2 separate regions of the Homo sapiens genome follow, and region 1 is linked to region 2. The links are chromatin loops, found by intact Hi-C in ENCODE. Cell type or tissue: Caco-2. All regions are shown on one strand. Links, peaks and the distances in the headings refer to the core of each region. The heading gives the core; the rest is flanking DNA. Region 1 has its middle 57 kb from the start of LINC01427. Region 2 overlaps LOC284788 (a long non-coding RNA gene).

What was found. Peaks named below come from ENCODE experiments on the same cell type or tissue, not always from the same donor. Only the 100,000 strongest peaks of a DNase experiment are listed, where the experiment ranks them.
Region 1: it touches region 2 in a loop (5-fold over the local background); 6 of 110 quality-filtered maps call a loop at or near these places.

What each region holds. Positions count from the first base shown.
Region 1 is chr20:22,333,894-22,346,391 of GRCh38, forward strand. It overlaps the pseudogene BBLNP1. Among named protein-coding and RNA genes, the nearest start is that of LINC01427, 57 kb to the left of the region's middle. RefSeq lists an enhancer at 278-572. In Caco-2, for the core only: a CTCF peak has its summit at 5,419 (motif pointing right); a DNase peak (open chromatin) is centred at 5,408.
Region 2 is chr20:22,396,603-22,409,100 of GRCh38, forward strand. It overlaps LOC284788 (a long non-coding RNA gene), which reads right to left. Exons shown (of 3, transcript NR_027090.1): 2 at 4,724-4,860; 3 at 3,731-4,509. Among named protein-coding and RNA genes, the nearest start is that of LINC01427, 120 kb to the left of the region's middle. RefSeq lists enhancers at 5,273-8,560, 7,190-7,299 and a silencer at 9,309-9,603. In Caco-2, for the core only: no CTCF peak of the experiment used is centred there; DNase peaks (open chromatin) are centred at 6,619 and 7,479; H3K4me3 peaks cover 1,405 bases.

The DNA.
Region 1 (12,498 bases), core at 2,222-10,221, 63 kb before region 2:
ATCAAATGTGCACTGGATGAAGTGAGCATGTGCAGAACTTATTTTCAACTCTAGAGAGATTGCTACGTTCTAGGAAAAGGTCTGCTCAAGGAACAGATCATCTACTCCACGATGCAAACAGGTTGGTCACGGTGAGAACGCAGGTGCGCCAGTCAGAACGCGGCCAGTGGGGAATGTCGGACTGTGCGAGGAATCGGCTGCAGAAGAGCATATTCAATCCTACACGAATGTGTGGCTGAAAATGCCAATTTCACCTAGGTTCAGCCCATTTTTTTTCACCCGTCAGTGTTAACTCTGATTCCGTGAGGTCTGGCTTTTAAGAATGGCAATCCTTTCCATCACAGCACAGTGCATGTTTCTCCTGATGGCTCAGGAGACACCCTCAGACACAGACGGGACCTTTTTCCTTAAGATGAGGGTGCGCTGCAGAGCGGTTATACCTATGCGTGTCCACGTGGGGGCTCCATAGAACAACATCTGTGTTAGAGCCCACTTCAAAACCAACCCACAGCCTCTCAATTGCCAGCTTACACCAAATATAATAAATGTCTGCCCAAATCTGTAATTTCTGTAAATACAATAATAAACGTGATCTGATATTTTGTTATTGAGATAAAAGAGATTTTCAGGTGAGATTCTTCTAGCCAGAAAAGCCAGTCTAGGAGTTAGATTTAAATGTTATTTCCATTCAGGTTGGGGAATTCAGAGGACCGGCTTGAAGTCAGTCCCCTGCCTGCCCTGGAGAATCAGCTGGGGGCCAGGGGACCACCACCTTGCTTCCTCTGGAAGAAGCACACTGTTAGAGTGCATCGGTCACCAGGCATTTCATGCCACACTAGGGCTGTCAGGAGTCCAATATCTAAACCAAGTGATGCCTGATCTGAAATAAGAGAACACTCTGAGTGGTCCTAATTTCACCAGAAGTACCATGTCAATGGTTATAAGTAAACTATTCATGTCGTCGGTGGCCTGGAAAACATTTAGAAACCTTCATGACCTTAATTCTTCTTAGCTCTTTACCATTTTTATAGACTTTCACTTGCAAATCTCATCTTATCTCATAAAATATACATGCGATGATATTTAAATTAAAGGAATTTATCACAATTAAATGACTAATTTCATATCTGGCCCAATACTTACTGTTCCTTTGCTATCTTTCAGAGGCTTGAGTTAGTTTACTTTAAAAGACTGTGTGGGGCCAGGCGCAGTGGCTCACACATGTAATCCCAGTACTTTGGGAGGCCAAGGCAGGCGAATTACTTGAGGTTGGGAGTTCGAGACCAGCCTGGCCAACATAGTGAAACCCTGTCTCTACTAAAAATACAAAAATTAGCTGGGCGTGGTGGTGGGCACCTGTAATCCCAGGTACTCTGGAGGCTGAGGCAGGAGAATCCCTTGAACCCGGGAGATGGAGGTTGCAGTGAGCCCAACCTGGGCAATACAGCGAGACTCAGTCTCAAAAAAAAAAAAAAAAAAAAAAAGACCACGTGCTCTCCTTCCAACAGCACAGTCTTTTTGAAATATCTGAAGCATGACCATGTGATGTAAGCAGACATCACTGAGCTGTTTCCAGACATCAATTTTTTGGTATTGAGCCTCAACAAACCTTTCTCTCATCCACCTGGTGCTGAGAAGTTATCCAAGAGCTAAGACAGAGCTCTCATTGGGGTCCTTGTGCACTTTTCAGAAATGAAAACAGATCTCAGAAAAGTCCATTCCAACCATATTCTGCTATCAATGGTATGTCTGTCCTGTCATGGTCTTATATTTCTCCCTCCAGTCTGAACAAATGTTACCAGTTTCAGAGTTTTTAGAATTCTTACCAGATAATAATTTCTCCAGCCCTCTGGGTTTAGAAAACAATACTTGAGGTAAGCTGTTTCTGATCTCCTGCTAATCTCAGATAATTGCTTTTGGGTTTCATGGGGAATCTGAAATTCTCTATGCCAGATTCACTGAATGGGTCTATGGGAAAGGGGCTTTTGGGAGACTTTTCACCTCTACTAACAAATCTGTCTTTAGCAGAGGTTCTATTGCAAAAGTGTCCTTTCTACCAACTGCCAGCTTGTTGTAAGAATCAAATACTACTAATAGGAACTCTAGATATTCTTAATCAAGTCCCCAGCTTCCTCCCTCCCTCCCTGCCTCTCTCTGTCCCTCCCTTCCTCCCTCCTTTCATTTTTTCTTTCCTTCCTTCTTTTTTTCTGTTTCCCTGACTTTGCTTCCTCTTTCTCTCTCTTTCTCCTTTGTCCTTCCTCCCTGTATTTTTTTCTTCCTTTATTTATTTATTTCTTAATTTTTACTTCTTAAATTGTTTAATAACCTTCTGGGAAACCCCCAGAACCTGGCTGTCAAGTACAGCTCTCTTGTTGGGTGGGTTTGAGTGGGAAAAGATATTTCTGAGCTTGACCTTGCAGTTCCTAGGAGAGAATATCAGGATTATGTTGGTCCCGCTGAGACTGCGGAACCTCAGGTAAAGTCTCCAGATGCTCTGCCAGTTTCCATTGAATTCTCTGACTTTCAACTTGGTAGTTAGTTCTTAGAGCTTACATTAAACTTAGACGTCACAACCTCAAGCCAAGAGTTCTGGGGGCCAGGCCTTTCTGACAAGTTGTGAATAAGCTGTACTTTCTGGAATAAGGACAGAGGCACCAGAACTCTAATGCACAAAGCTCATTGTAGAAAAGGCTACACATCCTAGGCCCACACGACCTTGTTTGGAAGTGCAAACCCAGCTACTCCACAGGCTGTAGCATTCTCTTGGACATGGATGGGTACACATTCTGGAATGGTTCCTCAAACCTCCATTTTACAAAACTAAAGCTACCATCAAGGGTTCTATTGGCCAAGTCGTGTAAATTGTTCCTGGAGGCTTTGCTTTCTGGGGAAATTCAGATCCATCACTGCCCCTATCTTTGGGCTTCAGAATGTTTCCACCTATTTGAATCTATTCCCATCTGTGTGCTCACTGCCTGGACAGTGTGGAGGTTTGGGGGACTGTGTGTCTCCAGGTTGGCTATAAGTTAACCTAGAATTTAATTTGGGTCTTTGGATGTCTCTTTAGAGTAAAACTTCGTGGATAATTATGAAAGTCAAAGATCCTTGAAATGCCTGCTCTTCCTTTGCAGCCTGGTTGGTTAGATAGACTCCAAAGGAGAAAATTAATTTTGAGGAATAACAACCAAAACTTAGAATGTGACTTTGCTCTTCTAATCCTTATAGAAAATATGTAAGATGTGGACTATTACTGATCCCCACTTGACAGAGAAGAAACTAAACCTTGGAGAGGTTTGGCAAATTTCCCAAGGTCATGAACCTGGTAAGTCACAGCAACAGGATCCACCATGAGGGTCATCTCGTGGCCTGTCCTATAAAGGCCATTCATTTGCAGGAAAGGTCTAGGAAGGCAAGGAAACCAATGTTTGCCAGGGCTTACTGTGAGTTAGATATGTCTACTCTTGAACATGCAGAAACACCAGAAAAGACTATTGATCCAGCAAAGCGAAATTTGTTTCACCTGCTGCATTTGCGGAGGGCAGTTGGGGGAGCCTCTGAGCATAGGGTCTCAGAACGGGGAAGTCAGGAAAGGATGTTTACTGGGTTTTAGTGAGAAGGCGGTAGTAATTTTTAAGGTCGATTTTGGAAGGTGGGAAGCCACTGGGTTTGGGCAGAGTTTCTGACCAACTATAGATTGGTAGCACAGCAAGATGAAGGAAGTGAAATGAACTAGTGTTAGTCTTGATAAGGAAACAATGTAATTGGTGCAGAGTCTTAATTTCAGGAGAAATTCCTGGATGTGATTTTTGCTTGTTCTCAGCATTGCAGGTAAGTCATTTTTGCTTGTTCTCCATATTGTTTACCAAGGCCATCTGCTTTCAGTTCTCAGGCACTAGGGGCAGACCAGTAGCTAGAAACAGACAAGATTCCTGCTCTCAAGGAGCCATGTCCCTGTTAGGTAGCCACTGTTCTTATTAGACAGTGTAGAAAAGAACGGGAGATGAATAATGATATTCCAATTTCCACACATAAGTGAAAGCTGGGTCTGGGATTTGAAGTTGAGACTTAAATTTTGGTTCTTTGAACTCCTAGCCTCTGCAATGGTAACACTCAGTCAAGAACATTCTCCACTCCATTCTTCTCTGCTCTCCCAGTAAAATACCCAGAGCAGGGTCATCACAGAGGGAAGACCAGGACTCTTGGGATCTCACAGAGATACTTGACCCCATGCTCATAGCAGCATTATTCACAATAGCCAAGGTATAGTAGAAAGAGCCTAAATCCCATCTGTGATGCATGGATAAAAAGAATGTGGTATACACTTACAGTGGAGTATTATTCAACCTCCAAAAAGGAAGATAATTCTGTAATCTGTGACAACATGGATGGAGCTGGAGGACATTATGTTAAGTGAAATCAGCCAGGCACAGAAAGACAAATATCACGTGATCTCACTTATACATGGAATCCAAAATAGTGAAACTGTAAAAGTCAAGGGTGTAATGGTGGTTTCCAGGGGCTGCGGGGGGAAGCAGAGGTGTTGATCAAAGGTGGAAAGTTTCAGCCAGGCGAGAGGAGTAGGTTCTGGAGACTGTGGTGCAGGATAGTGCCAACAGCTAATGATGCAGTATTGCATTCCTAAGATTCTCTAAGAGGGTAGAGCTTATATGACGCGTTCTTATAATAATAATAATAGGGGTGAGAAGAAACTTCGAGAGGTCTAGACATTTAATTATGTATAGCTTTATACATATTAATTTTACCTCAATAAAGTGATTTTTGAAAAAGAAAAGAAAATCCTCCTTGTGGAAATTTACAGAGGATGATTCCAGAAAGATACTATATCATAGACTATCAATCATTTGGCTTATCTCTCAAGCTCTTATAAACAGTAGGAATATTAATGGACTTTATTAACCTATAGGTCAATGAATTTTAATTTATTTAATTATCTTTAAATTTTCCTTGACAGGAGGAGAAAATAAGTAGGGCTTATTGAACAATAAAGAACATTTATTTTATATCAAAGTATAGGTCCCTATGCAGCCTTTATTTTATCTTTAATATTCAGAAGTGAATCCACAATGGCTTTCCTTCTTACTTATATGGCAACCAAAACTGTATGACATGGCAAAATATCACAAAACAGAAGCTAGAAGTTGAAGCTGTAATAAAAACTACCAGAATATGTGAATAATCTGATTTTTTAAATGGAATGACAGCACCTATGGTGTGGCTTTTCTTGCTAAACAGAGACACATTTTTATCCCTACAAATGGTGTCATGTATTTTTTTTCAGTCAGTTGTGTCATATTCTGGCTTCATACTTTTTTCCATGCTCATTTAAGGCCATGGAGTTGTCTAATACCTGTTAAGATCTTGGATAGTTTTGACCACCAGGAGGCGTGTTAGACCAGCAAATTGACACTTCGTCACTAGCGTCCATCCTTGAACACTTCGGAAGATTAAAGGTTAAAGATGAACGTGAGCCTCACTGAAAGTGATTGTAGAGAGATAAAGAGAAGGATTATAATTTTCAAAAGAAACTCTGAGGGTTTTTTTGTTTTGTTTTGCTTTTCAATTCAGCTCAAACCAAATGGTTGCTTTTTTTCCGTTTTTGTAAACTTGCGTCATGTACCTGTGAATTTCGGGCAGGGGCTGAGGTGTGGGGAGCTCTGCTGAAACTTTAAAGCAGAGTCGTGATTCTCTGCCCCCCTCCATTACAAAAGGCAGGCAATAATGTAAATAGAACGTTAGACAGGCTGTGGTTTGTGCTCAGCTGCTCAGGGTTTGCAGGACTGCTGCTTCCAGGAATCTAGCTTTCTCCAGGCTCAGCCTCAATTCAAGTAAGGCTGGACTGGCAGGACTAAATAGAAACTTACCCACTTTTGTTACCTCTTTTCTGAGTCCAGCAGGGAGGCAATCTTAGATCGTAGAAATTACTGCCCTACAGAAATGCCGATGTCCAGAGAGAAAGTGGCATGTCTAGTGCTGTTAATTTCACTACTGCTTTGTGTTATCGCTTTAATAAGATAGGGACTTATCCCAGCGGGGGCTGGGAGTAATGCCATTATTAAATGATTTTCTCTTGGCTCCAAACCCACCTTTCTATATCCTGCCTTGTGATGCCAGCACTGGGACTCTGCAAACTGCAGTTGGGCTTGGCCAGATGCTCCTGGCAAGGGGACGCTAGAGTGAGGCCGCAAATCTGGAGGGAGAGGGGCCCGACCGTTCCTCCTGAGGACTTCCTCCTCCTCCCAGCATCTCTCCAGCAAGGCCGCTTCCACCCAGCAGTGGCAGTTCCTTCCCACTGTTGCAGCTGAATCATGTTTGTAGTTTTCCAAAACTCACAAAACCAGCCCTATCATGCCCTCTTAGAGACTTCAGCTTACCCTTGCATAACTCCAAGTCCAAAGCCTGTGCAAAACAGTTCAGCTGACTTGGAAGGGAGATTGGCAGTTTCTTACAAAAGTAATCATATTGTTACCCTGTGAAGCAGCAGGCAGGCTCTTTGATATTTGCCCAGATAAGTTGAAAACTTGTGTCTCTACAAAAAAACTACATGAGAATGTTTATGCCAACTTTATTCATAATTGCCAAAATTTGGATACAACCAAGATGTCCTTCAACAGCGAGTGGATAAACAGACTGTAGTACATCCAGACGATGGAATATTATTCAGTAATAAAAAGAAAAAGCTAACCAGCCACAGAAAAAGACATAGAGGAACCTTAAACGCATATTGATAAAGAAAGAAGTCAATCTGAAAAGGCTGCATACTGTATGATTTCAACGATATGACATTCTGGAAAAGCCAAATCTATGGAGAAGTAAAAAGAGTAGTGTTTGTCAGAGGTTCAGCTGGGGTGGGGTTGTTGGGGATGAGTAGAGGGAGGGATGAATAGGTACAGGAGAGACAATTTTTTAATTTTTATTTTTTTAAGACGGGGTCTTATTCTGTCACCCAAGCTGAAGCATGATCATAGCTCACTGCAGCCTTGAACTATGGGACTCAAGGGATCTCCCATTGCAGCCTCCAGAATAGCTGAGACCACAGGCACACACCACCACACAAGCTTAGCACAGGAGATTTTTAGGGCAGTTAAAAGTATTCTGTATGGTACCCTATGGTGGATGCATGTCATTATGCATTTGTCAAAACCCATAGGATGTACCCAAGAGTGAACCCTAATGTGAACTCTGGACTTAACTATGGACTTTAATGAATAATAACATAACAATATTGGCTCATCAATTATAACAAATGTACCACATCATTGCAAGATGGTAATAATAAGGGGAGTGGGGGGGTGCAGGAGCATATGGGAACTTGATACCATCTACTCAATTTTCCAAAAACCTAAAACTGCTCTAAAAATAGTCTATTAATTAATTATTTAAGAACTCAAAGAAACAAAAGCCTTGGCAGTGTTTTTTACATTGATCAGTTATGTGCCCCACCATGGCTGGTCCAGGCCTGAGTCTCTCTTGCTCCACTCTTAGCATCTCCTGTGTGTATTTCGTCAAACCCATGTCAACTGTGTGGGCCACTCTCTGAACTCCTCCCTCTCCATGAGCTCCCAGGATTTTCTAGTTCCCTGGAGTCCCTTTTTAGGTCTTCTGGCAACAAAGCTGGAATTTTAGTTACTTGGTTCTGTGTGTACTTCAGCAACTGCATCTGCATCGAGTGCCGAGGGATAAAAGTAACAGACAAAAAAAAAAAATCACCAGCAGTTTCAGCACTTTAAGTTCCAGTCCTCTTCTATGAGTCACTTTTCAGAGTCCTCACAGCTGCCCTGTGCCTTATGTTCAGGTTTTATAGCGACATCCGCTGAGCAAGATGAGTGGCATGTGCTTATCCCATTATACGTGGGACCAGGACTTCTTATTATTTAGATATTCACATGACCAGTGCCAAATGGATATATCGGCTATAACATAAAGTGACCTGCACCTCTCAAAAATGCCAAGGTCAAATCAGACAAAAACTACTGAGGAGTTGTCCAAAATTAAAGCAGACCGAAGAGACGGAGCATAGCTCTAAAGTATATCACTGGAGAAACTGGCAACATTTAAATACAGTCTGTGGATTGAAAGTATTGTATCCAAGTTAAATGTGCCGATTTGGGTAACTGTTATGGTTATGGAAAGGGATATCCTGTTCTTTGGAAATAGACACCAAAATATATATTAGGCAGAGGGGATGCTATCTTTAGCTCACTTTCAAATGGTTCAAAATGCACATACACATACACTCTCTCTCACATACATATGCATGCACACGCGCACACACACACACACCTGCACATGCATGCAAGCTGAGGGGTGTAGAAGAAGGAACAATCCTAAAGGGACTGCTATTCCTAACCTGACCCTGTCCTAGGCCACCAGCACACAGCACCCAACCAGCATTCAACCTTCCGACTGGACATGGACACCCTCTAGTTGCCTCAATGGCTCAGGGCACATGCGGAGGGCTGGCTGGGCCCAGCTGACAAGAATTCATATATTTGGTGAACTTCCTTAGAGTGAAATAGACAGGCTCACAAGCTTGTTCCGTGAGATACACACACACACACACACACACACACACACACTCCCCACTCAATGAGTCGTTAGAATGGAGAAGCACATGTTTAAAATCCATAAAACAAGACATAGAACAACAGAGTAGCTTGATGGTGAACTCGGCATCTTTGTGGCTGTGTTCATGTGGCATTCATTCATTCATTCATTCATTCGATAAATGTTTACTGAGCTACCACTTGCAAGGAAGTGCTGACAATAGTCCTGTAAAAAAGACACTTTCTCTGCACTCCTTAAAATGACAATCTTTTGGTGGAGAATTATTAGCAGGGTTTATTGGGCCCCACCTGGGGAACTCAGGTAGAAATAAGAGGACAGTTTTGCAGAGGGCTGCAAGTCTCCCAGTGCTGCACAGAGGAAAAAGCTTGAGAACTTCAGTTGAATATTGTCAGGCTAACACCACGCTTGTCCCTGGAGACCTGGGACCACAAGACAGAAAGAAGGCTATTAGGTCTTAGGGACTCTACCCTGCTAAGGAGTTTGGACGTTTTGTTTTTGGTGTTTTGTTTTGTTTTGTTTTGTTTTGTTTTGTTTTGTTTTGACAGAGTCTTTCTCTGTTGCCCAGGCTAGAGTGCAGTGGCACGATCTCGGCTCACTGCAAAGTCTGCCTCCCAGGTTCAAGCAATTCTCCTGCCTCAGCCTCCTGAGCGGCTGGGATTACAGGCGTCCGCCACCGTGCCCGACTAATTTTTGTATTTTTTAGTAGAGACGGAGTTTCACCATCTTGGCCAGGCTGGTCTCGAATTCCTGACCTCCTGATCCACCCACCTCGGCTTCTCAAAGTGCTAGAATTACAGGCGTGAGCCACCGCTCTCGGCCGGAGTTTGGACTTTTGATAGGACACCCGATGCAATTGATTGATGTGTGTGTGTGTGTGTGTGTGTGTGTGTGTGTGTGTGTGTGTGAGATCCATTGAATGTGGACGCTCAAGGCCTGGACAGAGTAGGAAGTGCACAGAAGGCTGAGCAGGCAGGCACGTGGGTGGGACTCAGGCCCACCTCTGGCCCCAGAAGGGGATGCCAGGCGGTGGGGACCAGCTTAGACAGGCAAAGGGGACTGTGGGAAGGTGTGGGAAGCTGTCCCAGGCTGCAGACCCACCAGGGTACCCTGAAGGCTGGCCCTGGAGAAGGTATTTAAGCCAAGAGGTGAGTGCCCAAGCCGGAGCCTGGCCCAGGGGACACGGTTGGGCCTGTTTCGGGGCACCCGGAACCTAGGGACTGGCATGGCCGGGACCTCCCGGAGCTGCTGCTGGAACTCAAGGCGCCTCTTCCGGTTGGACTTCAGCGGCTACTGGAGGCAGGCGTGGAGGGGGTCGTTCTCCTGCCGGTGGTCCAGACAGAAGTTGACCTGGTCCAGGATGTGATGGCAGCATATTCTGCTTCCCGGAAGCCGTCGCCCTTGCCTTGGTCTCCCGCTGTCCCCGCACGCCCACGTTCCGCATGGGACCTGACTCAGGCACCAGGAGGGCCCCGCGACGAAGGAGCGCGGCGACCTTCGCTCTGAAAGCGGGAGCCGGGTGGGGGCATTGGGGGTGGTCAGGGAGGATCGCAGATGCGTTTTAGACAATAAGACAACAGACAGTGGCGATTCCCAACCCTGGCTGCACAATAGAATGAGGGCCTTTTGGGGTCTCAAACTGATCTAAGAGTAAAGTCTAATAATTTTTAAAAATCACCCTAGGCCAGTGGTTCTGAAAATATGGTCCAGAGACCCTCGAGGCCCTAAGGATCCTTTTCAGAGGTCCATAAATTCAAAACTATTTTCCTAATACTGTGCTCCTGAGAAATGACTTGCTTTATTCACTAGTGTACTCGGGATTTCCAGAGGCGAGGGCACATGGGATGTTCCAGCAGATCAAAAGCAGAGGCAGACACGAAATTCCAGGTGTCTTGTTAAGCCAGTCTTTAAATAGAAGGCAAGCAGGTGAAATTCTTTCCGCCCAGCTTCTGTTTTGGAAAAGTATAGTATGTTTCATAAAACTGTTCATTTATGTTACATAAGTATTATTTTATTTATTTATTTATTTATTTATTTATTTGAGATGGAGTCTCTCTCTGTCGCCCAGGCTGGAGTGCAGTGGTGCGATCTTGGCTCACTGCAACCTCTGCCTGGGTTCAAGTGATTCTCTTGTGTCAGCCTTCCGAGTAACTGGGATTACAGGCAAGCCCCACCACGCTCCGCTAATTTTTGTATTTTTGGTAGACACGGGGTTTCACCATGTTGGCCAGGCTGGTCTCGAACTCTTGACCTCAAGTAATCCGCTGGCCTCTGACTCCCAATGTGCTGGGATTACAGGCTTAAGTCAAGGCACTGGGCCGATTAATGCATAAGCATTTTTAAATCTCAGTTATATTTTCTAATACATTAACTATCAGTAGATAAGCCCACACAAACCAAATCTCTTTACATTGTCAATAATTTTAAAAGTATAAGGGGATCCTGAGACCCCAAAGTTTGAGAACCTCTGTCTAGACATTAATACTAAAAGATAAAGAGTAGCCTTAAGAGTTACCTAACAAGGGATTCAAGGAGGGTTTTTTAAATTATTCATTTACAGAAGCTGGGGCCAGGATGGACCCTGAATGTACAAGTAGGTCAGATCCACAAAGGCCACATTTGCAGCTGCCTGGTCTCCCCTTCGTCCTTCCTCATCAATTCCCATCCACCAGAAGCTTGGATTTGGCATAAAATATTGATCCCCTAATTCTGAATCTCATCCTACAGACCTTGTTTCTTGCACAAGCTGAGTTCACCATAAATACAGAGCAGGGGAGTTCCTTTGAAAGTGGCAGATTGTTAAGAACTGCTTTGGAAAGCTGATCATAACTCTTGCCTCTTGTTACCTAGATTAACTTTCCTGCATGGTTTGCGGGTTCTCTATGGCTATTTCTCTCTTTCTTACAGTTTAATAAAGGATTGGGTTGAGCCATATAAAATGATCATTTTTGCAGGAAAAAAATAACTGGATATCGGCAATTTTATATGATGTAACCTAATACATTGCATGGCATTGTCACATTGTATTTTATTTAACCCAGGCAAGAAATGTGCTTTGCACCCTTGAGTATATGCAAGAACAGCTACCAAAAACAGTTATTCTGAAAATGGCAAGATGTCTTAAAAAGGATAGAAGCCCTTGCTTCTTGGCCTTATTCAGGGACCTTGCTGCTGGTGTGTAGTTGAACATGAGAGCAAAGCAGGGTCTACTGATTCCAAAGTCTGTGCTGTCAGACCATGGTGGCTAGACATTGAAGTAACCAGCAATTTATTAACTAGCACATCTCTGTACTCCATTGTGATGCTAACCTCCATTTCTCATGTGAATCATTGCAGGATTCTTAGAGTATATTCTCAGGTCTAGGAAAACTTAGATTACACCCTTTATGACTCCTGTAAACAATGTATTATATTGCGAGTTGGTAATATGTACTATTTAACTCAAAGTTTTTGTCATCTGAAAAATGCAGGTAATAATAATATCTACCTAAATGTGTGCAATAATTTAAAGGAAGTTCTTGGTTTATACTAGGCGTGGCCTTGGGGCTCAGTAAATACTATTTTCTCCCTTTCACCACCAAAAATGCATATACACTCATGTGTATGTACAAATTCACGCAACACACACTCTCATGCAAGAACACCCTTGCACATACAAGGATACTCGCTCATACATACATGCTCACACAGTGCTAGTATGCATGAACACTAGTATATGCTGGGGGCAAACACGAATGATAGTGGTAACCTCTTATCCCACTGTGTCTCCATGAAAGCTTTAAAGGGACCACTGTGGAACAGAAGGAGCATAAATCCAGAACTCGGAAGCATCTTCTTATTCTTCTCCTTTGTTCTTTGGTGCATTATGTTTGTTGTAAAATCCCTAGGCCTCTCAACCAGGTTTTCTCATCTGCA
Region 2 (12,498 bases), core at 2,865-10,864:
TTATTTTTAATGAATATGCCCAGCACTTAATAAAAATGTAGGAAAATGAACATTCATGCCAGCTTATGGAAATATAAATTGGACTAACCATTCTAATCCACAATTTGACAATAAATATAAAAGCCTTAAAATTTATTCTGTATGAAGTAGGATATATGTTAGGATATCAGATTCTCCTAGGGATAATACCAAGGGTTTGAGGAGACGATATTCACTACAGCATCATATGTAACTGAAAAAAAAGGATAGGGCAATCTAAGTATCCAGCAGCCAAAATGTCCAAACCAATCATGAAATATGTGTACAGGATTGGAATAATATGAAGATGACACAAATCAAGCAGTAGACAAACACACTGAACTATGGAAACAACTGACAGTGTATTTCTAAGAGAAAAATTATCAAAAAGTACATGCTGTCGTTCATTTAGCCAACACATTGAGTGCTGAACTTAATTATACAAATAATAATAGCTTATGTGTATATGTAAAGAAAACACAGAACAGACATAAGGATAAAAACAAATATTACCTTTAAGTGTTGAATATTATAATGAAGATGATGGAAATCATCCATCATCTCACTATTGTTTACTTTAATAAACAGTAAGACTTTGGAAATCAGAAAGTAATAAGGAAGTTAGAAGGTGTCATGCTTTACCACATCATACGTTTTAAAACATGCCATGCTCTTTCAACATGTCATGCTATATTGTCATGCTTTTCCCCATAAGTTATAATATGTCATGCTTTTTATTTTGCAAAATCCTTTCTCCTAAGAGTTTAATAATAATGATACAATGGGATGGCAAAATGGTTCCAGCTGCTTTTTTTTTTTCCTTTTCTTTTTTTAACCAATTGCCCCAGGCCAGTTTAAGAGCTTTGATACATGATCAGAGTTTCAGCCACAGCTTCCCGGCTGGTTCAGAAACAGCAGAAGGAAGAATTTAAAGTGCAAGTAGTGGCTTCAGAGTTTCTTGGCCTCTGAGTCTCCCAGTCACTCTGCACCCTCCAAATCAAGACTCTCCCAAGTTTCTCTGTCACATGGTGCATTTGAGAGAAATGTAGAAGTGGGACTCACTGAAACTGAGGCTGGATCCTGGAATCATGCCTTATGAGTTGCTTACAAGCTTTGTTCCCTCCTTTTTAGTGTTCTCACACCTTGTTAAAACATCAAGTGCAGGTTCTCAATACTGCAAGAGAAGAGCCATCTTCCCAAGCGATTCAACAGCAAAACATTTAGATTTCCTCCCACAAATAAATGTCTTGTTCTATTATGTGCCAGTATAGGAATTATGGGACATGATCATTCAGCACCAAATTTACCTTAGATATTACAGTGATGTGTAAGATATGGCTTTTGTTGACAAAGGATTTATTATTTATTGTGTCAACAGGTCTTCCCAATGCTCCCATGAAAAAAACTTCCCGTGACTTCCTTTCACCTCAAATTACAGCTCCCTGGGTTTCTCCTCCAACACCACCCTTCTGCACTCACTATTTCTACTTTCTGAGCAGCTATTGTTCCACAATTTGTCAGTTGGACTTCTGTACCATTCTCCATCAACAATCTACTGAAAGTGGTCTGGTAAAGGTTGACAGCAATCCAAGTTGTGAGGTCCATCAACTTCTCCATCATCCCACTGTCTGAAACACTCTCTCTGTCAATCACCTTCTACCTGCAGAAAACGTTCTGTTTCCTGACCAGTGACTTAGATTTGCACAGTGATCAAGCTTTCAATGCTTGTCTTTTCTTGTTCCTTGGTCTTTCTCATGTAGACTTACCAGTTCCCTTAACCTTCAACTATCTTCTCATATTCACGACTCCTAAATTTGTGTTTCCAGCTCATCTCTCTCCTGGACTAATACAAATATGAAATAGCTTCCTGATCCTCATCAATTCTCTATTCTTATCCACACCCTCATTCCTTACCTATTGCTGAAGTCATCACCATTACCCTCTAACTCATATTCCTATCTCTGGCCTTATGCCTATCCATCCCTTTCCTTTAAAATTATATTTCTATGTCAGATATGGTTAGCGCCTTTAAGGGTCCAAATGGAAACTTGGAGCATATAAGAAATAGAGTGCAGCTCTCCCTTCGCACTCTTGACTAAAATCTTCAGGAAAACTGTCATGATCTATATGAAAATCCACAATGCCTCTGAATATGAAGCATCCCTCCCCTGGAGTCATGCAATATCCAACCTTCATGGCCATATGCGGGGGTTCTGGTTCTGTTAGTAGGATCCCACATCAGAATAACCAGGTTGACAGAACACATATATGCCATTTAATTATAATACTTTAGATCATCCACATTTCCGACAAATGGTCTTTTGGCTCCTGCACCAACATCTTCAACAACTGGGAACTCTTTCTGAAAGTGTATCTCTTCTTTACAGAGTTCAGAAACTGAACTTGCTGCCTTCTTGAAGCTTTTCTTTATTGACAAGTTTTTAAATATTTTAAGAATATTCGGAACAAGAAAGCAGAATAACACAGTGATTAAAGGTACAACCTTTGATGATCAACAGATCTGTGTTGGAATACTTTCACTATTTACTAAATGATCTTAGACGAATTCCTCAATTGCTCTATTGCTTTGTTTTTTAATCTGCAAAATGGGGATAATATCATTACCCATCTTCTCCCTTTTAGGGTTCTGAGGATTAAATGAAGTAATGCTGGTAGTGATACACAGCACCCAGTCCATAGCAGGGGCTTGGTAAGGCTGGATACCTGCCCTGGCTAAGTGGGTTTTTCATATTTTCTTCCACCTTTCTCTATATTCTGTAATTATTGGCTCTTCCCAAGTCCTGCCCATATTCCTCTATATGTGGTCCTTGGAAATGAGGTATCTAGGCTTGAATGAGGCCTTCAGATGTGATCTTCAGGTCTCAGAATGGTAAACTTACTCCAACTTGCATCTGAGGCTTAATAGTATTCATGCAATCCAGAATCTTGCTAGGTGTTTGGAGAACCACACAATCCCTTCAACCTACAACAATGCTGCAAAGGGAGAAGCTTCCAGGTGCTTTCCCTGGACCTGAAGGTTTGCTGAATCATGGATCCTCAAGCTTGCGTTCGTGCGTTTGTGCTGGGATCCAGCACAGAACCTAACATTGGGTTCTGTTAAATATCTTATCACTTTTCTTCTAAAGAAACTTTGGAGACTCTTCATGACCTACAGAATAAAATCTAAACTTAGAAAACTTGTTGTCTGATTTCCCTGCTCTGCAGCAGGGATTCCCAGAGGTAAGTGGATGCCCCTTGCACTTCCAAGCCCACTGTTAATGACATGCATGGTTGTGCCACTTGTGGTCTGGCTAATTGCATATATTCGCCTCTCTCCTAGACTGTGAGCTCCACAAGAAATTTTGTTCTCCCTTGTGGGCCACGATGCCTAGTACAGCATAGATAACCAACAAATATTTACCAATTTTAAGTCAGGATTTGATCCTGACACCTGCTCCCTTCACCTGGGTGGAATCGGTTGGAGATGGCCCATGGCCTGCTTGGAGTTCACGTTCATGTTGCTTTCCATGGTTCCTCAGGGGCCTATGCAATTCTTTTTGAAAGCTCATTTTGGCTCCATAACACTCTAGATGTCAGGTTTTGCTTCCTTTTGTTTTTTTTCTCTAACAGCTTCATTGAGATTTGATTCATATACCATAACATTTACCTGTTTAAAGTGTACCACTCAGTGGTTTTAGTGTATTCACAGACTCATGCAACCATCACCATACCAATTTTAGAACATTTTAATCACCCCACAAAGAAACCCCATGGAGGGGGCAGGCATTCCCCATTCCTGCCCTCCACCCCCACCCCAAGCCCCTGGCAACCACTAGGTGCCTCCTCCAAGCAGTTCATATAAATAGACATACAGTACATGTGCTTTTGTGACTGGTTTCTTTCACTGAACATACTGTTGAGAATCAGCCATGGTGTGGTATACATCAGTTCTTTGCTCCTTTTGACTGCTGGGTAATATCCCCTTGTATGGATGGACACGCCACATGTTTTGATCCATTCGTCAGTGGATGAACACATGGGTTGTTTCTACTTTTTCTGGCTATCACTTTCAGTGCTGTCTGGATATAGTCCAATGAGGGTCACAGGAGAACAAGTAGAGGGTGATTTTTAAACGTGAGTAAATGATGCACACAGAGGTGCGTTTTAGGCCAGTGATGGTGCATAGTTTGCAGCATGCACACTGCCAGGCCCATACCCTCTTCTGGGTTCTCAAATCCCTTTTCTATGAAGATTATTTCTTCCCTTCTTAGTTAATTTCCTTAGATTCGATAGGCATCAATAGTGTGCTGTGGACGAATTCCGCCTTCTGAAAGCTCTGTAACTGGGACTCTATGAACAACTCGGGTGCAGAGAAGGATGAGCCTGTTGAGTGTGCAGGATCCTTTACTCAGCCTTGAGCCTCTCTATTCACTGGCATTTTACAGTCACTTCAGGCTGGAAGCCATGCTGTGTGCGGTACTCCCAGTTCACCTGTATGTGAACACAGGACACTGAGGAAAAGCATTTCAACAGCCTGACTTCCTCAGATACATACAACCTCTCCTCCCACCCCACACAAACTTGATTTTACTCTCCTTCCAGTGAGGGCAACATGTCAATCTCTTTTCAAACCCCACGTGGAAAGCCTGGCTACAGTTTTGGTAACAATGAGGTACTTTCTTCTCATTTATGTTAGCACTCTTACCTGCTTAGCCTCAAAAACCCCCAGTATAACCTTGCCTGAAGAAGTCGCTAAGGATGCTGGCATTATTTGTAAATCGATTGCAAATGGTACTCAGATATGAAGTTCTTCTGCGGTCTTCGTTAAAGCTTTGTATTATTCTATGTGAATATAAATAGATAATTATTTACTTAAAAAATATTTTGTGGGCTATAAAGGTAAATGCATAAACAGGTCCTACAAGAATATTCTTTATTTTTGTAATTAAAACTATTCATTTCTGCCAAATTTTCTTCACCTTTTATTTCATTCAGAATATTATTATTATTATTATTTGCTCTACTGTGGGCAAAGTTTCTAGAATAGCTCAAATTAAAAATATGTATATACTCCCTCACCCCCTTACTCTATTTATGCCATCAACTTTTCTCCATAAAAGAATCTCATTTTATGCTTTCATTTTCCACATTGAACTTTTGGGTACAAGAAAGTGGGGGTGAAATATGAGTTCAGATGCCTGCAATTGTCTTGGAATATTTTTCTGCACACTCAAAAGCCTCCATTATGAACAAAGTCTGATGTTCGTTCACCCAGTGATGAATGCTGACTTAGCCTGAGAAAAAACTAATTAAAAATGTTGTGGAAAATGCAAACGTGGTTGATTTAAACAGCCAAAAGGAATTATCCTCTTGCAGTGTAAACTACCTATGGAGTGTTAAAGTTCTTGGAATCAATTAGTTTCTAGAAACCAAACAAATGATGATCTTACTCTTGTCCCCAAATGATAAAACAAAGGTTTGGTAAAAGAATACTATACATTACAGTTTTAACATTGGCGTTTAAAATTTTCTGTTTGTTTTTATTTTCTAATTTTTAGATAACTAAAGCCTAAAACTACAGCTAAATAGGATGTTTTAATTCACGCTAATTACCATAAAATTCATGAGGTAGGATTTTTTTTCTTAACCTTTCTTATTCACCTACTCCTTGCTCCAGAATTTCATTTTGGAGTTTATCAGAACAAAATTCTTTCGCTGCGCTCTCCAGTCCTGTTTGCTGAGTTCCGCAGGGTTTGCTGACAAGTTCTACTTGAGTAAATTGTATTTAGACAACCGTATATTTCATTTAGGCCTTTTGCAATGACTGGGCCAAGGTCAGTTTTATATTCTCCTGAAATCATAAAGTGACACTTGAGATAAACAGAATGTTTACTCTCTCCATGTGAGCTGAGGCTGATATGTAAATTTATCCTTATTCTTTCATCAAATTTGCATTTGCCCTCTTAGCCAAACACTACAGACTTCCAAATCAAACAGTTTTGATGATGGTCAACTCTTTATGACCGATGGCCATATCAGAGAAAAAGAAACAGCCATTTAGATTAAAATGAAAAGCACAGTGCAACATAACTCTCCTCTCTAGGTTAGTGGTAATTGGATGAACTTTCATACAAGAGGTGTTTTGATGCTTCGCTGCTTACCAGTAATTACCACGGGCTTCCGGCTTTGTGTGTGCCTGTGATGTACCCTTTATCTGTGACGAACACACCATACTCACCTATCATCATTTTTTTTCCGGTCAAATAAACCAAGTACCTCTAAATAGATTCTTTATATTAAAGAAGGAGAAAAGAAAGGAAGGCGTAACAGAAAGACTTGATCCTCTCCTCAAATGAATACATTTGCTAACTCTAGCAAGAATAAGACACAATAAATAATGACAATACACAAGGTAGAAGATGAAAATCAGAACTCTAGATTTTGTAGACTGTTGTCTTCCTATGAGGTTATTCTGTTTTCCAGTGTGTGCGCTCTACAGAGGTGACTTGTCGCCCAGGGCAAGGAGGTGTGTCACTCGCTTACTCCAAGGTGAGCTGGAATCTGTTAGGTAAAAAGCTCCCAGTGCCCAAACAGCCTCGGGCCCGGTGAAAAAAGCCACTCCCAGCAGCTTAAATCTCTCTGATGCAGTTAAACAAGAGGCAGCCTCTGAGAACGTGAGGGATAAAATTAGTACCTGTGTTTGCTTTCCATTCTTTTTGAACAAAAGGAGCTATTTCTGTGTTCTGAGTTTGCAGAACACAGAGGGGATTAAGCAATGGGACCACACAACTCATTCCTTTCAGGTTGGGGGCTGGGTTAAACACTCAGCATAGCTCCCCGGGAGCGGTAGCGCCCACTAGGTTTTATTCCCTCCTGAAAGTTGTGCTATCGGGGTCTTGCTCAGGGGAAATAGAGCTCCACAGCCCTGCTTGTGTTTTGTTTCGGCACCAAATGCAATGCTAGCAAGTTCAAAGCAAACGGTCTGCGAGACAGGCTGCACAAAGAAGAAAAAAGTGGCATTCTTTCAGGAGCTCCTGGATTCTGCTTCCTGTAAGGAATAAAAAATGAAGACTGTTGGCGCTGAGCCTTGCTAGGTTACTGAAGATCTCCCACTTGGAATGTCAGACACATCAGTAAACGACTTGATCCAGAAACAGAACTAACGTAATTCACGCCATTGATACAACAGGACGAGTGTCTCTACCCAACTTCAGTGCTTGTCTTATGAAGAAGAAGACCAAGAAAAAGAAAGAAAGGAAAAGAGAAAGCAAAGAGGCAAGGGAGTGTGGGGGAAGGCAGAGAACACAGTTTCCTTTTCAGTGTGGCTGTCAAATGGCGATCTAATTGTGGCCGGGCTGCAGGAGAGCAGATAGCTTTTCTGAAGCCCGCAAGTATTTCTGCCATTCACCAGGCCGAAGGATGCCACACACAGTCTGTTTGTTCAACATAAGCAAACAGATTGTAAACTGGCTGATAATTTTTGTACTGACAATGTCATTTACAGCTGTCAGCCTTTCGTCTGCCTTGTTTGCTTTATTCAAATATGAACCAAGTGGACCTCCCTTCCAGCGCTTTCTTCTGCATTAAAATCACATCCATTCCCTTCCAAGCTGTCTTATCTAAAATTCATTGGAGGCCAATCAGTTGGCTGAATGCTTTGTTGTTTCCATGGAGGCAAGAAGTCTAGTGTGGACTTTCGGGGATTAGGAAGTTTCAGATTTACAGCCTTGAAGTGCGTGTTTCTTTCAGTTAGCTTCTTTTGATTGCAAAGAGGCAGGACATTTAAATATAATTTTATGTCTGAACCAGGAAGCAGTGCTTTAAAAACGTAATCATTCTGGTTTGTGGCTCCCTCTTGCCAGCACTTGGCCTTACTTCTTCTGGTTTAGTCCTTGGAATGTGCCACCCTCGCAGCATGGATTGGCATTCTTCCTCTGCCCCTAGGTCATGACGGCTCCTTGGCCAGCGGGCACTGCTCAACTGCACCTCTTCTCTAAAATCCTGGCTTTGATCCTGCAGCCTGTCAGGGTGTCACCCACAAATCTTGAAGCCTCCTCTGTTGTGAGTGGAGGTTGCAATACCTTCTGTTAAATAATTCACATCGGACTGGCTGTCTGGTGGCAGGCAGGCAGCTGCAGATATTGCCACTTTGCTCAGAGAGTACAGGCACAGTCTCCTTAAAAAAATAAGCCAGTGGCAAAGTTGCCTACTTCCCTGCACCTGGTGCTGGTGAGAGTTCCTAATTCCAGGATGTGCTTAACTCTGAACTTCAGCCTCATATTTTAAGGGCAACATCAAGAAAAAAGTGATGTTTGTTCCTGGGGATGGGGAGCCTTGCTGCATTCTTGGGAAAAGAGTGTTCTTTTGGCAAACGTGATTTCTGGTCTCTTACTCAAACAAGGAATATCTTAAAATCATCCATGATGTATTGGGCAATTCATTACTTACACTGAAGGCTTTAAAACATAACATCACTGGTACTCTGATTTGACTTTTGACTGTGGCAATTTGTTTAAGTTTGTTTCCCAATGCTTAAAACGGCATAAAGTTAATCAACCTCAGTAAGTGAATATTGAGAATATATTATATGTAACAATAAATTCATCACAAAAACTTTTATATATTTGGGATAATTTCAAGTTGCATCCCAACTGAAATTTGCTGTTTTTTTCTTTAGATTTATTGCAACCAATCTCAAATATTTGTTTAGTATCAACTCTTAGCTTAGAATACATAAATCCTACTACAGGTACCAAATGAATATTACTCATGAAGTCATTTGAGAAAAGTTTGAGGTAGTGTCCAATCTCATGCTAGGTGGAATTTGGTAGAAAGTATGTATTTTTTAAAAGTTTCAGAGAAAAGAAGACTCAATAGAGGTTGCCACATGGGGGAATATTCATTCTATCTATTTAGTCAACATAAGAAGCATACAATACTATGAGGAAGCTGGTAATTTTATGTGATAACAAGCTGTGCTATTATAGAATAGAATGTATTAGTTGCACTTATGTGAACTAATGTGTTGTATGGACTGTGATCTGGTACATAGGCCTGCCTATTCTTTGTTTCGTTTTGTTTTGTTTTGTTTTGTTTGAGACAGTCTCCCTCTGTTACCCAGGCTGGAGGGCAGTAACACGATCTTGGCTCACTGCAAACTCTGCCTCCTGGGTTCAAGCGATTCTCCTGCCTCAGCCTCCTGAGTACCTGGGATTACAGGTGCCCATCACCACACCTGGCTAATTTTTGTATTTTAGTAGAGACAGGGTTTCATCATGTTGGCCAGGCTGGTCTCGAACTCCTGAGCTCAGGTGATCTGCCAGCCTTGGCCTTCCAAAGTGCTGGGACTACAGACTATCTGTTCTTTAATATAGAATGTTATTAACGGTCTGGAGTCCCCATGGTTACAATGTGTCCTGCTCTCTTGGAAGGCCACGCAATTTGCTACAGCTGAGACCTTGTTTCCCTATGACTTCAAAGAAGACCTTCTTGTTGTAAAACAAAGCATTAGTCTTTGCTTTTTATCTTTAAGACTTTAATCCTACTCTGGTGTATGTAGGGATATTTAGCTGTCAATATCCTGTTTTTTATGTTCTATTGAAATTATAATCATTTTAATATGTCAATTAAAATAAAATTGATCTACTTACTAAATTTTTATGCAATTTAGATGCTATATAGTTGATCAGTCACTAAAGTATTTATCTGAACCTATCCCCTACCATATAAAAAATTACAGCACCCTTTGTGTGCAATTCCAAAAAGCAAGAAGCTCTGAATACTGAAATTTTAACATGACATGAACTGTACTGAGAATATGTAAAATCTTTTATTCTGCATGCATTTGCTGCAGAAATATTTGTGTTTAATTATGAGATTGCTCCCCTAGACCCCACTGGGTATTTTATTAAACACATGGAATATTGTTCATCTTATCTTTAAAAATCTTTAAGTTGCTGGATTCTGAACACTTTCAGACCCAAGGGTTTTGGACAGCATAGCACATACCTGTCTAAGGTGTGTTTCATGGTGACTCTATGAGAAGCAGATTAACACTCACACAAACTATTAAGACTTGTGGCTGAAAGGACTCTGCTGTGAACAGACAGGAAGAAAATTGTAATTAGAAAAGGAAACTAAAACTTTGATCATATATGAGAATATAGAGGAGAGGAATTGGAGAAACAAGTTGTTGGTACAGCAGTCTGTAAAGCCAGGACAGCTGACAGCATCAATTTGATGTTTGGCGAACAATAGGTGGAGAGAAGACAAAGAGTTCTAAAGAAAGATAAAGCACATGAGAGAAAATGGAAATAAATGTGTCATCTGAATGAGGTATATTTTCTCCTTCTTTGCACAGATATTGCAACTCTTCTACAAGTTTGAAGTTACATCAAAACAATTTTTTAAAAAGTCAATAAAACCCCAAAGGAAGCATCAAAGAAAGTGAAGCACTCACAGAAAAACAAAGAACCTTCTTTGACGTTTTCTCCCTTTTCCTTTCAAGTGGCTAAAGTGGAAATGAGCAATCAGAAATGCAGTGGAATAAGAGAGAATGTAAGAATAAAGAAAAATGGGTGGAGAAAAAGAAAGAGAAGAGAGAAGGGGAGTATATCTGAAAACCATGTTTTGATGTTGTCTAACTCTTCAATAGTAGCTTACCGAACATCCCCTATTGTGGGGCTCTGGACACATATCTTAATTTTTGTGTGCCTCAGTTTCTTCATCTGTAAAATGGGAGTGACATGGAATCCATCTCACTGGATTGCCATGAAAAGTAAATAAATAGAGATTCCAAAGGAAGTCTCACAAGCACTCAGCAGATATTTGCCACATTTGCTATTGTGATGTTTATTGGCATTATTCCTACTGTGTGCCAGGGCGGTGGGCCACGATTTTCTCATTCATTACCCTCTTTTTACTTACAACAATGCTCTGAGGTAGATACTAATATTGTTCCCACTTTACAGATGGAGAAACTAAGGCTTAGAGAGCTTAACCAACGCAGGACAAATATGTGAGGACTTGCTTGGAATGAAAACACATCTAGGATTACAGGGATGGAGGAACAAGGTCTGAGGGAAGGCTCAGCCACAATAACCACAGGAGGAGACTGCAGCAGGGAGGAGCTGCTGGGGCATCACATGTACATGGTAGTGCAGGGGGCCTCCAAGGAGCCACATGAGGGGCAGGTGAGCAGGTAAGCTGGGCAGTCCTCCCTCTTCCTCCTGTGCTAAGCAATCCCAGAGGATACTTGCCTCAGCCTGATAGTGGTACGGTAGTGCCCTCTTATGCTTGAGGAATACATTCCAAGACCCCACTGGTTGCCTGCTACTGTAGATAGTACCACACCCTATGTACACTAAATAACTAAGCCGACTAGTAAGTGACTGATGGATGGTGGTGTCTACAGTGTGGAGATGCTGGACAAAGGGATGATTTATGTCCTGTGCAAGACAAAGTGGGGCAGTGAGGAATTTCATCATGCTACTCAGAATGGCGCACAAGTTAGCATTTATGAAGTGTTTATTTCTAGAATTTTCCATTTAATATTTTCAGACTGTGGTTGACCACAGGTAATGGAAATGGCAGAAAGTAAAATCATGAATAAGGAGGGACTACTATATTCTGGTAAATGTCTAACAAATGGCTCTCTGGCAAAAAGTGTGTGTGTGCGTGTTTGTTACAGATATCTAGAAGAAAATATGGGAGAAAAGTTCCTTGACATTGGTCTTAGCAATGTTTTTTTTTTTTAATATGACACCAAAAGCACAAGCTACAAAAGCAAAAATAAGCGAGCAGGACGACATCAAACTAAAAAGCTTCTACACAGCAAAAGAAACAATCAACAAAACAAAAGGCAGCCTATGAAATGGGAGGAAATATTTGCAAACCATAAATCTGATAAGGTATTAATATCCAAAATATATAAGGAACTTACACAACTCAATAGCAAAATAACCAAATAACTCAATTAAAAATGAGTAGGTATTTTTCCAAAGAAGACATATAAATGGCCAAGTGCATGAAAAGGTGAGCAACATCATTAATCATCAGGGAAGTGACAATCAAAACCATAATGAGTTATCACTTCACACCTCAGGATGGCTATTATCAAAAAGACAAGAAATAACAAGTGTTGGCGAGAGTGTGAAGAAAAGAGAGCCTTTGTGGTTGGTTGGAATGCAGACTGGTGCTGCAGTATGAAAAACTGTATGGAGATTCCTCAAAAATTTAAAACTAGAATTATCATATGATCCAGCAATTCCTTTTTGGGTAATATATCCAAGGGAAACAAAATCAGAATCTTGAAGAATTATCTGCACCCTCATGTTTATTCCAGCATCATTCACAATAAGCAAGACATGGAAACAATCTAAGTGTCCACTGACAAGAGATCAATGAATAAAGAAAATGTAGAATACAATGGAATACTATTTAGCCCTTAAAAAGACAGAATTCTTGCCATTTGTGACAAAA